Regions from separate parts of the Homo sapiens genome. Here region 2 is linked to region 1. The links are chromatin loops, found by intact Hi-C in ENCODE. Cell type or tissue: GM12878. All regions are shown on one strand.

Region 1 (8,000 bases):
CACTAGATTAGCTACACACAGAGCACTGATTGGTGCATTCACAAACCTTGAGCCAGACACAGGGTGCTGATTGGTGTATTTACAATCCCTTAGCTAGACATAAAGGTTCTCCAAGTCCCCACTAGACTCAGGGCCCAGCTGGCTTCACCCAGTGGATCCCGCACCTGGGCGGCAGGTGGAGCTGCCCACCAGTCCCGCGCCGTGTGCCTGCACTCCTCATCCCTTGGGCGGTGGATGGGACTGGGTGCTGTGGAGCAGGAGGCGGCGCTCGTCGGGGAGGCTCGGGCCGCACAGGAGCCCACGGTGGAGGGGGGCTCAGGCATGGCAGGCTGCAGGTCCTGAGCCCTGCCCCGCGGGGAGGCAGCTGAGGTCCTGCGAAAATTCGAGAGGTCCTGCGAAAATTCGAGTGCAGCGCCGGCGGGCCGGCGCTGCTAGGGGACCCGGCGCACCCTCCACAGCTGCTGGCCCGGGTGCTAAGCCCGTCACTGCCCGGGGCCAGTGGCGCTGGCCGGCCGCTCTGAGTGCGGGGCAGGTTGAGCCCACGCCCACCCGGAACTCGCGCTGGCCCGCAAGCGCCTTACGCAGCCCCGGTTCCTGCCCGCGCATCTCCCTCCACACCTCCAGGCAAGCTGAGGGAGCCGGCTCCAGCCTCGGCCAGCCCAGAAAGGGGCTCCCACAGTGCAGTGGCAGGCTGAAGGGCTCCTCAAGCGTGGCCAGAGTGGGCGCCGAGGCCGAGGAGGCGCCGAGAGGGAGCGAAGGCTGCAGGGGCTGCCAGTACGCTGTCACCTCTCACTACCTTGCATGGATGGTGGAGCCATAGTGATTGGGTGACCATCCTGGCCTCACTGCCTGCTGTGTGACCTTGGCTTTTCTAATAATGTTCTTTGAGTATTTCAGATTTATCTCTGAGGTGAAATGTGCTTAATGAGGCCCCTGGAATCATTCTAAGACCCTTGTCCTTAGAAAGAAGCTAATGATCCTCTCAGTGTGTGGCTCGGAGGAAGTGACAAAATCATGACTTCCTGACATGATAAATGGTCCGCTGTTCTGTGGTCCAGCTTTCCTTTCAATGCTCAGTTGCTGGGCTGAAAAGACAACCATATTGACTCTAGAATGTCAGTTACAATGTCTGTCCTCACAAGGGAAGTCATGATCAAACTGAAACAAGCAAGGTGTTCCCATGCTAGATGCCAGAGACAGGTTTACCCGTGGGTGAATGATGCAGTTCTTGTCCATGGTATAGGATGGGATGGTGTGGTGTCAGGGGAGGGGGCAAGAGGGGCACTGGAAGTAAGAGAGTGGGAGAAGAGGAGGGGTCCCTGTCAAATTCCCCTCAATCCTGAGAGAGACACTTAGGAACAGAGTGTCTCTGCTCCCTCTGGATATTCCCGTGTATATTTTGAAGCCTGGGAGGCAGGATGGAGGACATCCTGCTGATGCCTGAAGGATGGCAAAGCAGAATAGAAGGATGCTCCCTTAACCCCATGACCGAGCCTCTGAATTAACCAGCTCCAGTGTTTAACCTATCTCTGGACTTATTTATTTTTTTATTTTAATTTCAACTTTATTAAAATACAGTGTCCCTTTTGATTTCATTTTTTTTTTTCAGAAGGAATTTCACTCTTGTTGCCCAGGCTGGAGTGCAATGGTGCGATTTTGGCTCACCGCAACCTCTGCCTCCCAGGTTCAAGCGATTCTCCTGCCTCAGTCTCCCAAGTAGCTGGGATTACAGGCATGCACCACCACGCCCAGCTAATTTTGTATTTTTAGTAGAGAGGGGGTTTCTCCATGTTGGTCAGGCTGGTCTCAAACTCTCGACCTCAGGTGATCCGCCTTTCTCAGCCTCCCAAAGTGCTGGGATTACAGGTGTGAGCCACTGCGCCCAGCCTACAGTGTCCCTTTTCTTGTGACAGTCTTTATCTAAAACACTGCAGCTGATCGCACACAAGAAAGCCCACCTGGGGAAAGTATTGGCCTCCCTGATTGGTGAACCATTTTTGCCAACAGCAGCAGGACAGAAAACATGAGAGTTGTCACAGAGACACAAATATGCTGAAATAAATAAAAAGATATCCCATGTTCATGTATTAAAAGACCTGATAGTGTTAAGATGGCAATACTGTTTAATTTGATCTACTCCCCAGATTGATTCAGTGAAATCTCTCAAAATCCCAGCTAACGTCATTTGGAAATTGACAAGCTGATCCTAAAATGTACTTGAACACTGAAGTGACCAAGAATTGCCAAAATAATCTTGAAAAAGTTAAACATTTAGAAGACTCACACTTCCTGATCTTAAAACACACTACAGAGCTACAGTAATCAAAACAATGGGATACTACCATAAGGATAAGCATATAGACCAATGGAATAGAATTTAGAGTCCAGGAATACACTCATATATGTATGGGTAATTGATTTTCAACATGGGCATTAAAGCCATTCAATGGGGAAAAATAATCTTTTTAAGAAATGGTTCTGGGAAAACTGGATATCCACATGCAAAAGAATGAAGTTGGACCCTGTATAACACCATATACAAAAATTAATTCAAAAGGAATAAAAACTTTAAGAGCTAAAACTATAAAACTCTTAGAAGAAAATATAGATGCAAAATTCATGACCTTTCTATAGTCAATGGATTCTTAGATATGACACCAAAAGCACAAGCACAGAAGAAAGATAGATAAACTGGACATCATCAAAATTTAAAACTTGTGTGCCTCGATGGACACTATTGGCAAAAAGTGAGGAGGCAAACCACAGAGTTGGAGAACAATTTTGCAAATCACACATCTGATAAAATATATCTAGAATATGTAAAGAATGCTTAAACTTGATAATAAAAAGACAATCCAGTTAAAAAGGGGGCAAAGGATCTGAATAGACAGTTCTCTACAGAAAGTATACAGATGCACAATAAGCACAAGAAAACCTGTTCAGTATCATTAGCCATAAGGGAAATACAAGTTAAAAGCACAATGAAGTGCCATTTCATATCCACTAGATGGCTATAATAAGAAAGACAGATAATACCCAGTGTTGGTAAGGATGTGGAAAAATTGGGACCTTCCTACACTACTGTGTATGTGATGTTGAAAAGCAATTTGGTGGTACCTATCAACATTTATACATTTAAAGATTTTTTAAAGCACTTTGCAAAAATAAGTAAAAGAACTTTGCTTTCCCTTAGCCATTCCACTCCTGAGTAGTATCCTACAGAACTACTCACATATATGCCTAAACAAGGCATGTACTATATTTATTGCAGCAGAATTGGAAAGTTTCAGTTAGACAGGAAGAATGTTTTAGAAATTTATTGCACAGCATGATGACCACAGCTAATAATAATGTGTTGTATGTTTCAGAATTGGTAAGAGTATATTTTAAACATTCTCATCACAAAAAATAAGTAGGTGAAGTAATGGATATATTCATTAGATTGATTTATTCTTTCTACAATATATACATGTATCAAAACATCACATTTTACCCCATAAATATATACAACTGTTATTTGTCAATTAAAAAATTTCAACACAAATTAATATTAAAAATAAAATAAATTGTAACTTAAAAAAGGAATCCTAGGGCGGCCCTCCTGCCCACCCTCTTTCTCCCGTCCATCTGTCTGATTCTCTTAGACTTCGTGTTCTTTTTTCTGTCTTAATCTCAACTTGTTTTTAAACTAGATTGCTTTGAGAAGATGACTAAATAAAGTTTCCTTTTGATTAAAAAAAAAAGGAAACATCCCAAGTGTTCACTAACAGAATGACCTATGGAGAATAAACTAATAGGAGAATAAACTAATTCATAGTTCTTTCCTTATGAAACAACTATGGAATACCATACTACAGTAAAATAATGATATAGACTAGGGTTTGTGAAACTGATATTTTAGATTGTATAGTTCTTAGTTGTGGGTGGCTGACTTGTGTGTTGTAAAATGTTTAGCCCTATCGCAGGTCTCTATCAGTAGGTGTCAGTAGCACTCTCTCACCGCAGCTGTCTCAACCAAAATGCCACTAGATTGCCAAATGCTGAGGGGGTAGCAAACTAGTCCTTAGTTGAGAACCACTGATGGTAGCCTTATATTTACTGATGTGAAAAGAACTCCAAGACGTTTTGTTAAATAATAATTTAGAAATAGCCAGGTATCTCTTTGATGTACCAATTTCATTTCCTTTGAATAAATACCCAGAAATGGAATTGCTGGATCATATGGTAAGCTTCTTATTTAAAATTTTTGAGAAACCTCCAAGCTGTTTTCTATAATAGCTGTACTTATTTACATTCCTATTGAAAATGTACAAGAATTCCCATTTCTCCACACCCTCACCAACACTTGTTATCATTTGATTTTTTAAATAATAGCCATTCGAATGGGGGTGAGATGATGTTGCATTGTGGTTTTGATTTGCATATCCCTGAAGATTAGTGATGTTGAGCACCTTTTCGTATACCTGTTGGCCATCTGTATGTCTTTGGAAAAATGTCTACTCAGGTCCTCTGCCCATTTAAATTTTTTTAATTATTATTTTTGCTATTGAGTTGTATGAATTCTTTATATATTTTAGATACTGGCTCCCTTTTGAATATATAACTTACAAATATTTTCTCCCATTCTGCAGGTTGCCTTTTGATTTTGTTGATGATTTTACTGACTGTGCAGAAACTTTTTCTTGCCGTGTAATGGTGATACTCATTTCACAATTGATATGTATATCAAAACATTATGTTTAACATCTTAAATATATGCAATTTTTGTTTGTAGATTATACCTTAATAAAGCTGGGAAAAAAGAATGAAAATGATATGTGCAGGATGATTCAAATTCTGTTTTTAAAAAACTATATATTTGTATTGGTAATATGATTATGTATGAGGATACAAAGGAAAAATGTCAAGGATACATACTAAATTGAAAACAATGGTTACCTCAGGAGAGAGGGCTAGGATTGCATGAGTGTTCATGCATGTTGAAGGTGTGGGGTAAGGAGAAGAGGGGCCTTTGGTTTTACTGCTTGAATTGTCAAAGTTTACCAAAAATGTGCATTCATAGATTACTTATATAATTTAAAATGTAGTTAAATAAACTTATGGAAAGCATTTTGTAGAGAGTAGGTCACCAAAGAAGCCTACACTCTTACTATATCAGCTGCCAAAAGAGATTTGGATGAGTGCTTAATTGTACTTAGCTCATGATTTAATCCTCAAATACCTATAATGTGCAATTTCTGTTAGGGACTGAAATGATTATGTCATTTCTTTTACCAATCAGTTATAATCTATATTTAATATAATGTCAGATGATTCTATGGAATTTAGAAATGGAAAAAAACTGGCATTTAAAATTATAGATATAATGTACATCAAAAACCTATCACTGTGACTAGCACTTAATACTTCATAAATGGTACTTGCTAATATTGTTATACATGTTAGTATGTTCGAAAACATTGTTCCTTCAGCATTCACTAGAATACAACAAAAGTTTTATTTTTTTCTAGTTTTTTATCTGAATCCTATAGTGTTTACAATTCCAGTTAGGACACTTTTAAAACTGAGATCACACTTTCAACATTCATTCATCCTGTATGGTATTTAACAATAGAGTAAAAAAGTAAAAGCTCAAATTATTACAAGTTAATTGATGTTTCCTATAGTCAAATGCCACGAAAAGGGAGGTGAAGAATTTGGACCCTAATGCTGATTCTGACCAACTCTCATTCTTTCTGGTCATTTTGTCAATCTGTAAGTCAACAGAGCAGAAACAGCTACCATTATTTATTTATTAAAAGAGTGTAGTTGTCACTTGGAATAAGGAGTTGCATGTTCAGTGCTAAAGGTAACCAGATAATATGAAGATCTGTAACCAGATAATATGAAGATCTGAAAATGTATAACTACTGTAAAGATAGTGATATTCCATGTATATACAGCAATTCCACAGATGACATCAGGGTCTAGTAAGTAAGAAAAAATCATTTTTGATATTGATATTTTATCCAATTTAACATTTGTTCTGATGCTGACTTTAAACACACCTGCACTGTGTGATTTATGTTGTCCTCATCATACAAGGCAAGGTTTACAGAAGGAGGGAGGTGGCTTTCATGCTGAGAGTGATACTCTTTTATTGTACTACTCCATGTTAATTAGGCAATGACTTGTTACATGACAAACTTCATGTAATACAGCCTCTAGTCTTTATTTTGTGCTTCACAGATCTCATTTCTCTGGAAAGGAAGAAAGAGAACGAGTAGTTGTATTTCTATTACAGACAGTCAGGGATATAGAAGACTATTAACAACATTACTAAGTCTATTACTAAATCTGTCAATGTGTAGTTCTGATATCTTTCCACTTTGCCTTCGGAGGAGAAATTACACACTAAGTTTATGTCCTTAGATGAATTTCACAGCTGAATAGTGAGGGACTGCAAAATAACCGGTGAAAATGAGAGTTGGTCAGAATCAGCATTAGGGTCTGAATTTTTCACCTTTCTTTATGGTATATGCTATGGAAAATATCAATTAACTTGTAACTTGAGCTTTACCTTTTTACTCTATTGCTAGGAGTGAATCATATTACAACTATTTGAAGCTAGAAGACTGTAGTGGTGCTGTGTATCTTGGATTTCTCTTGATTTTTTGCAAGTGCAGTTAGCCAGAAGGTTTTTTTATTTTTTATTTTATTTTATTTTATTTTATTTTATAGCAGTTCTGACTGATGTGGTCCAGCTACCCTCAGAGCCACTGACCTTGGGCCAATATGTTGCCTACTCTTAAGTATTTTGAAATACTGCATGGAAAAAAATGTCATTTATTTGGTTGTATTACTATATTTAATTAGTTGAATAGATATGGTTAGTTTAATTTGTTAACTTGGCTAGGTGATGGTACCCAGTTATTCAAACACTAATCTAGATGCTGCTGTGAGGGTATTATATAGATGTGGTTAACATCTATAATCAGTTGCTTTAAGTAAAGGAGACTGTCTTGGATAATCTTGGTGGGCCTCATCCAATCAGTTGAAATGCCTTAAGAGCAAAACTGATATGCCCAGAGGAAGAAGAAATTCTGCCTGCTGACTGCAGCCTCAGTTTCCACCTGAGAGTTTCTAGGCTTCCCAAGTTCCCTACAGATTTTGGACTTACCTAGCTGGACCCCACAATCATCTAAGGCAATTCCTTGAAACAAATCAAATACATATATACCCTGTTGGTTTTTTTTTTTTTTTTTTTCTGAAAGAACCCTGACTAATACAGATTTTGAAACTAGAAGTGGGATGTTGCTGTACTAAAGACCTAAAATGTGGAATTGGCTTTGGAATTAGGCCATGGATAGAGACTAGAAAAATTTTTGAGAAGCGTGATAGAAAAAAACCTAAATTGCCCTGAAGAGACTGTTGTTAGAAATAGGAATATTAAAGTTGATTGTATAGAGGTCTTGGAAAGAAATGAAGAAAATGTTACTGAAAATGGGAGGAAAGGCAATGCTTGTTATACAGTGACAGAAAACTTGGCTGAACTATGTTCTTCAGTCACATGGAAAGCAGAACTTGAAAGTGATGAACTTGGATATTTGGCAGAAATTTACAGGCAAAATCCTTAAGATTTTTCTTTGTGAACCCCAAGATCTTTACCCTAAAATGGTTCTGTTGAATTTTACCCTGACAATGTAAATTGATAGCTTATCTTCATAACCTGGTTTCTCCTTGCTGCTTATAGTAAAATGTAATATTGATACAGACAGGAGACAGGGAAATACTGGGTAGAAGAGGGTGGTTTCCCAGCAAAGGCCCCACCCTCAAGTCTGGAAACCCGTGGCCCTAAATGGGAACAAGCGTTCCTGTTTTTGTGCCCAAATGCTGCCTTTTGGCCTGCCACGCCCCTGTATCCTGTACCTGTATAAACTCCAAACCCCAGGATCCACAAGCAGATGAGCAGACAAGCAGAAGAGCAGAGGAACAGAAGAGTGGTGTGGCAGAGAAGGAGA
Region 2 (8,000 bases), 180 kb after region 1:
CTGCCCAAATGACTTTTTAAACATGATTTAAATGTCAAGCTTTCTTTGGCAAATCTATCCAAAATACTAATTTTCCTTCTAGAACTTGGTTTATAATTTATATATTAGAGTGCCCTTAATTGATGTTCATTGGGATACCTTCCTCTGAGCCCTAATGGTTTCTATCTTCCCTTTAAAATGATTAAGTATCTTTTAATTAAGTTGTCATTCGCAAAGATATTCTGGAGCAAAAATCAGGAATTAAACATCTATGAATTCTTCTTCACTTCTGTTATAGTGTAGCAATTTATCTTCTAACCCATAGTAGTCTATCAATTGAGTAAGGCTTAGTTTCTTGTTCTCTTCAGACACAGCTGACTGCAACTCATAAAGCAACAGCTGGCTACAGCTCCTCCACTTCTTTATTAACAACTGTAATGGAGACAGATTCTTTGATCATACAGTTTGATGAGTTTTAGCCTCCAAAGAAGGTCTTCTTTCTCCTGAACCTGCTTCACCAATTTGGCTTTTTCATCGTTTAATCTTTGTTTAGAAAGATTCTCATTCACAAACTCATTTTGGAGAGCACTGCATGACCCAGAGTCAAATGACTGAGATTCACAGACATTGATTCTTCAAAGTATTTTTCAAATTTATATTTTCTTCAAATTCACTGTCTATGTGTTTAAAACTTTCTTGAAATTCCAAACAGTTTTCCTCTGTGGAAGATGCTGGTTTCTCTGAAAAGGTCTGATCGTTTTCTTCATTCTCTACTTTAAGAAGTTTCACCACATTATAACAGGAACTAAATGAAGATCTTGCTTTCCTTAATCTTTCTCTAAGTGTTGCACTCATAGGTTGTGTTCGTGAACTATTTGTATAGGGAGATGATGGATTCACAGAGGTCTGAGGAGTGCTAGGTAAAACCACAGCTGAGTCTGATGGACTTTCCATCTTGAAAATGAAATCTTGGTTTTCCTTCAACTCCACAGCAGACTCCCGAGGAAGTCCAGGTCTCAGGCATCCCCCTTCCCCTCAGCAGGGTACCTCCCTCCGCCATCCCCAGAGAGAGCAAAAAGCCAACTTTCCCTTCTTAAAGGACTCACGGGAAGGGAATAATGGAAATAATAACTTCACATGCTGAAGAAAACAGATAAAGTGTGAAGAAACCATTTATCAACATTTAAACCTCCACACATTATTTGTTCTTTTTTTAAAAGAACTTTACTAAGAATCAGATTCATTAAGTCAAAGGATGTTAGAACACAAAGGAACCTGCAAAATTAAATCGCGTTCTTATTATATAAAACAGGAGACCCAGAGAGGGTAAGTGACTTGTCCAAAGTCACAGAGCACTTGAATGCAGTCAGGGCTGATTTCCAGTCTGCAACTCAAAAGAGAAGCAGTGTTTCTCAGTGAAAGAACAGTGGTGTGAGTTTTAAAGATTTTATTCTATTCTTTATTACATGATTATTATAGGAAAAATTGGGACACATTTTAAATTACCTAGAATCCTACCACTTCACAATGATCATTGTTAGTATTTTTGCTGTATAATTTTCCAGACTTTTTAATGTATATGAATACTGGTAAATGTGTTTACTAAAATTGGATCACACTGTCTGTACATCTCTGTCATATAACTCCTAACAGATGCAAAACTAGTCCACTGAATAGATTAACTTCATCAGTTTAACCAGTCCCTTACTGATAGATAGATAGATAAGCTTTTTCGAATGTTAAACCCTTATAAAAGATGCTGCACTAACCATTCCTGTTCAGACATCTTTTGCTGAAGTGATTTCTACCTACTGATCAGTGTGAATTTTGTAGGGATGCAATGATGTAGACTAGGTTTGAACTCTGGCTCTAGAACTTACTGTGTGTCTTTACACAAATCACAACTTTTCTGCACTCTAGTTTCTTCATCTTCAAGTGGGAATAATCATACTGATAGCCTAGAGGTGTTAAAAGGATTAAATGAAATAATACATGTAAAATAGTTGGTTAATACCTAGCATGTAGCAAATCCTAAATAATATTAGTTATTATTATTACCACAATGCTGAAGAAAACTGGCTCTTCAAAATAATGCCCATGATTTTCTGTTACTCTTTAAAAGAGACTAGCCAGAATTTTACAAAGAAGGTTTTAGATGCAAAACTTCAGTAGCTAAATTAATATTTCCTTTTTTCTAACTTAATCTATCGAGAAGAAAAGTAATAAATTTAAATCATGTGTGGTCTGTTGAGCTAGTTACTATGTTCTATCTATATAACTTAATGCCAGTCAAAATTTAAAAGGCATAGCTTTTCATCAAACATTCTTGTCTTAGTCTGTTTTCTGTTGCCTATAATAGAATATCTAAAACTGCATAATTTATAAAGAAAAGGAATTTATTTCATATGGTTATGGAGGCTAAAAAGCCCAAGGTCAAGGGACTGCATCTGGTGAGGACCCTCTAGCTGGTGGGGATTCTCTGCAAACTTCCTAGACAGCACAGAGCATCACAGGGTGAGGGGGCTGAGCATCCTAGCTTGGGTCTCTCTTCCTCTTCTTATGAAGCCACCAGTCCCACTCCCATGATAACCCATTAATCTATTGACCCATTAATCCATGATGGATTAGTCGATTCATGAGGGCAGAGCCTTTATGACCCATCACCTCTTAAAAGCCCCAAGACCCCACCTCTCAATACCGCCACATTGGAGATTAAATTTCAACATGAGTTTTGGAGGGGGCAAATATTCAAACCATACTCATTTGTAAGTAAAAAATCAACTGTTTTGTGATAAAGTTGCTCACCTTTCTTTCCCCTTTGGAAAATGCTCAAAGCATGGCTTACCCCATAAAATCAGCAGAATATCTTTACAGTCATCTATCCAGCCTCCCGGTGCCTTCAAGCTATTCTCCACTGCTTTTCTGTTTTATCCATGGGCCCCCAGCTATTTCATATTCCTCAGAGGGGTGGGAAAGAGCACAGAAGCTGAAGTTTTCACCTCTGAGACTTTGCTTTTAAACTGAAAAGATATCCATTGTCACACTGGGATTCATTTCTATCTGAAGCTTTGGAAACACATCACGACTTTTACCAAAGCCTATACAGTGAATCTAATTTATGTGTCACCTTTATTTCACCAATAGTTGCTTTAAAAATAAGGGAACACTCACCCCCTTTGAAAAGCTGGGTGGAAGGTTCAGTGTTGTATGGCTTATCTCGGAAGTCAGGGGTCAGTGACCAAAATTCACGGTGACCAGAAGCATTCCAAAATGCTGCCAGTAACTCCATGCTTACTGTTTCTTCCTCTTCTGCTCTACTGAACATTGTGGACATAGACACTCAGGATTGTTGGGGTGGATGATACTGGTTAAATGAGTCCTTCTTGGACACAGCTTTGGTTGAATGTGAGCACCAAACACTGAGAAGTCCTTGTCTATAACTGATGTGCAGAATGACCCATACGTTTTTTGGTTTGGGATTCTTTTTTTTTTTCTCTACTGTGTGTTATCCTTTTCTCTAATAGTGGCCAGTCACATTCTACCAGTCTGTATTTGTCTCACGGTTGTTGAAGTGGCTTTGCCAACTTAGCTAAGCTAGAAACATAGTTTCCTGGAATTGCCTTCCCAATGTGGTTCTGAGTTAGAGTGGACCAGGAGAAAAATTTGGGCAGGGCTTGGGAAGTGGGAGTGAAGCAATAGATACTATATTCTGAAGTTTGGTAGGACAGGCACTATTACCACTGCCATACACTGGCACTGATCAACTGGCACACCTCGTTGGTGTGGGGCAGCAACAGGACCTGCAGCAACTCCAACTCTGACAAGATCTCCTTCTTCAACTTCTCCAAGTCCTAAGTCAGGTTTGTGTGCACTTCCACGACTATGGATGCCAGCTCTTTCTTTAGGTTGGAGGCAATAAGAGACAGATGCAGGTTCCAGTAAGTCTTCATGGGATTTAGTTTGTCCTAGGGATTCAAGTTAATCCTTGCAGGTTCCAGTTTGTCCTTGCTTTCCCCCACACCACATACACCTCTTCTTCCCAACTGTGGGCCCTGAATATCTACAGTGACCTCAGGCTGCTATAAGTGCAGAGACAATAGCCTTCTATAGACTTCTTCCTCTGTGTAAGGTACATGGATGTTCCTTGGTCAAGGAATAGGCCAAGGTGGATATCCAGGCCTGCATGACTCAGTGAGTTTGGCATGCAGGCACACACCTCCACTTGTTATATAACCTGTTTGTGTAAGTTTATACTTCGCTCTAAGCCACTATTGTCTGTAAAAGGTATAACTGCCCTGCTAACGTTCTACAGGGGCTCTTGGGACTCTGGTTAGCTCCACATGGCTTAACATGGTGGGCACGCTGGTGCCCAGAGAAAGAAAGAGAGAGAGCCAAAGCTGTCCGTCTTGCAGATGGACAGGAGGGAGCCAGCACACAGCTTGGCTTGCTCATGCCCAGAGAGAAAAAGAGTTAAGCCGCTGACCCTGAAGGCAAGGAAGAGCCAGATGCACAGCTGTTTGTGGGAGCCACTGGCTCAAGCAGCTGCGACAGGGCAAACAGTGTGAGAGAGCTAGTGTGAGAAAGCTGTTAATAAAAGCTGCTGCTGAATAAAACCACATTCACCTGCCTTCAGCCCCGAGTGTTCTTTCTGCTCATCCACCAACTCCCTCTGGACTTCAGCATGGGCTGGACCCGGACCCCGGGACCTGACAACTGGTGATGAGAATGGGATGAGGTGAGTTGGCCCCAGTCCCTGAGGGCTCCCAGGTTGGCTTTGTGGCCACAGCATGGGCTGTGATACCCGGTGGCAGCTGTGCTGCGAAGATGGGCTCCAGTGGAAACATGGGAGGCAGTGGGTGGGTCTCCTGTGAGTATGGAGAAGGCACTGAAGCACCTGGAAGTGCACAGCACTGAGAAGAAGCATGCCTTTGCTGGCAGAGTCAGATGAGCGTTTGTAACTGTGCTGTGGGAAGTTCATGCCCAGTCCTTGTGGAACTCAGTGCAGTGAGGAGGAAGAACCTCCATGGCAGGCTTGCCCAGTGATCCACCACAAAATAGATCATGAGCAGCTACTGGGCCCCACGAGTAGGCCCAGAGACCCCCTGCTGTGGTGGAGCACCCTTCCTTTGGTGCCTGTGTCCCTGCTGAGTTGAGGGAGTTAAGCAAGTAATGTCGGCAGTCATGCACAGACTTAGTGCAAGCCATTTGGGAGAAGGACCTTGCTGCGCAACCCAGTCCTGCTCGAGCATTCCAGTTCAAAGAGTACCTGCTGCAGTTGGTGGAAGTGTAAAGCCTCTTCTGTTTGATAAGAGAACTGGCCGAGATGCCCAGCTTGGAGGGCACTGGACAACGGGAGCCACATTTGGACTTCGCAATCCACTGGTCCCTGAACCTGGATAAGTTTCCAGGCAGAGCTGCATTTATTGACAACTATGAAGACTGGTCAGTGAAAGTGAAACCTGTATCTCTGCATCTTGGCATCGACTGCTTGGCTCTCTGCTTATGTGCTGTGTATGTCTCTCCATCCATACCTGAAGACATTCTGGGGTAGATGTTTTGCATGGCTTGGCAGCTGTGCCATCTATCACAGACTTAATAGACCACTTGACAATGGAACTTGGCAGTGCCACTGTGTGGTGGACTTGGCTAATGCATTCTTGTCAATCGACAATGCTCCAGAGAGCCAGGAAGAGTTTGCCTTCATGGGACAGCGACAATGGACTTTCACAGTGTTGCTGCAGGGCTACTGTATAGCCCCACCATATGTTGTGGTTTTGTTAATAATGTTATGTTAACCTCTGATTCTCTTGCAGGTTTAAAAGTGGCAGTGTCCCTCTTGCCTGGGATTGGGGTGATGAGGCTGAGACAGCCTTTCTGGGTAGTAAACCAGGGTGCTCATTTACACTGAATGTGCATGTAACCACAGATAATTTTGGCTAGGGCCTATAGCAGTGCATGGAGCACTTGGAAGCACCAGTGGGCTGTTAGTCCCAACTGTGGAAGGGAGCTGAGCTCCAGTGCTTACTAATAGAGAAGCAGTTATTAATAGTGGGATGGGTGCATTCATGGGTAATGACCCCCTGGACAGAGGCAGCACAGACATCAACTTTAGCGAAGTGGGGTACCGACTTGAAACAGTGAAGTATGCTAAGTAAGTACAAATCCCTTAGCAGCAAAGTTGCAAGAGGTCTTGGGACCTGTAGTCCTAATGCAAGATAAGGCCATGGGGCCTGAGGCACTCCTAAACCCTGAGACTTCATCATTAGGAAGGGCATCCCCTCATTCCTGATAGGGCATGGCACACAGCTAGGTCTAGCTGGGGTGCTACTGCTGCCTGGACTGCTGGTGCGGTCCAGCCTAGTACTAACACCATATGGTTTGAAACCAGGTGTGGGCAAAGCAGCTAATAAGCTAAACTCAGGGCAGTGTGAATGGTAATCACCAAGGATGTGACAACCTATGGTAATCTGCGCCAATAGCTGGGCAGTTTATCAAAGCTTATGTATGTAACGGGCTAGAGTGCCCAAAAGCTTGTGTATGTATTGGGCCTGCATGCCCAAAGCTTGTGTGTCAGGCTTATGTGTCAAGCCTGTGTATATATCAGGCCTGCGTGCCCAAAGTTTATATGTCAGGCCTGTGTGCAAAACTTGAGTATCAAACCTGTGTGCCCAAGACCTAAGTCTCCCTCAGCCTAGGGGGTGGAGTGTAAGGTACATGGATGTGCTTTGGTCAAGGAATAAGCCGAGGTGGATATCCAGGCCTGCATGACTCAGTGAGTTTGGCATGCAGGTGCACACCTCTGCTTGTTATATAACCTGTTTGTGTAAGTTCACACTTGGCTCTATACTTGGTATAAAGGTATATTTGCCCTGCTAATGCTGTACAGGGCTGTTGGGGCTCAGCTCGGCTCAACATGGGTTAACATGGTAGTGGGTGCGCTGGTGCCCAGAGAAAGAGAGAGAGCCAAAACTGTCAGTCTTGCAGATGGACAAGAGGGAGCCAGGACACAGCTTGGCTTGCTCATGCCCAGAGAGAAAAAGAGTTAAGCTGCTGACCCTGAAGGCAAGGGAGAACTGGCTGCACAGCTGTGTGTGGGAGCCGCTGGCTCAAGCAGCCAAGACAGGGTGGCCAGTGTGAGAGAGCCAGTGTGAGAAAGCTGTTCATAAAAGCTGCTGCTGGCCGGGCGCAGTGGCTCACGCCTGTAATCTCAGCACTTTGGGAGGCCGAGGCCAGCGGATCACGAGGTCAGGAGATCGAGACCATCCCGGCTAACAAGGTGAAACCCCGTCTCTACTAAAAATACAGAAAATTAGCTGGGCGAGGTGGCATGCGCCTGTAGTCCCAGCTACTCGGGAGGCTGAGGCAGGAGAATGGTGTGAACCTGGGAGGCGGAGCTTGCAGTGAGCCGAGATCGCGCTACTGCACTCCAGCCTGGGAGACAGACCGAGACTCCGTCTCAAAAAAAAAAAATAAATAAATAAAATAAAATAAAAAAAAGCTGCTGCTGAATAAAACCATATTCACCTGCCTACAGCCCCCCGAATGTTCTTTCTGCTCATCCACCCACTCCCTCCGGACTTCAGCATGGGTTGGACCCGGACCCCAGGACCTGACACCCTGCTCCCACAATTGCATATGGTCTGATTCCTGTAATCATCCCTTATTGCTTTTCACTCTGCTTCTCTGATCAAACTCTGCAACTATGTTCAAGTGATTCTTATTTTACATCCAAATTTGCAAATCAGACACAGGATTATAGACATTACAAAAAAATTCAATTTTGAAAAAAAAAGGAAGAGATTTGTATATGACACTTAAGTAACCCATCTATTACCCTCGCTTTCTTTTTGATGTCAAACTTCTTTAAATGGCACCCTAAGTTTATTGCAAAAGTATTTTTCTTCCTCCCATTTTCTCTGCAGTTCCTTGAATATGACTCCTGCTTTTAAAATGCTATTTTAATTCATCAGAAACTTATAAAACATCAAATCCAGATCTTAGTCCACTTTATTTCTTTGTAC

What was found. Hi-C counts contacts between places; a loop is a spot of excess contacts. Peaks named below come from ENCODE experiments on the same cell type or tissue, not always from the same donor. Only the 100,000 strongest peaks of a DNase experiment are listed, where the experiment ranks them.
Region 2: a loop joins it to region 1, with 2.9 times the contacts of the local background. A loop is called at or near these places in 6 of 110 quality-filtered maps.

Annotation. Positions count from the first base shown.
Region 1 is chrX:120,025,559-120,033,558 of GRCh38, forward strand. No RefSeq gene overlaps it. Among named protein-coding and RNA genes, the nearest start is that of RHOXF1-AS1, 6.7 kb to the right of the region's middle. In GM12878, a CTCF peak has its summit at 3,975 (motif pointing right); no DNase peak of the experiment used is centred here.
Region 2 is chrX:120,201,816-120,209,815 of GRCh38, forward strand. It overlaps the pseudogene SFR1P1. Among named protein-coding and RNA genes, the nearest start is that of ZBTB33, 45 kb to the right of the region's middle. In GM12878, no CTCF peak of the experiment used is centred here; no DNase peak of the experiment used is centred here.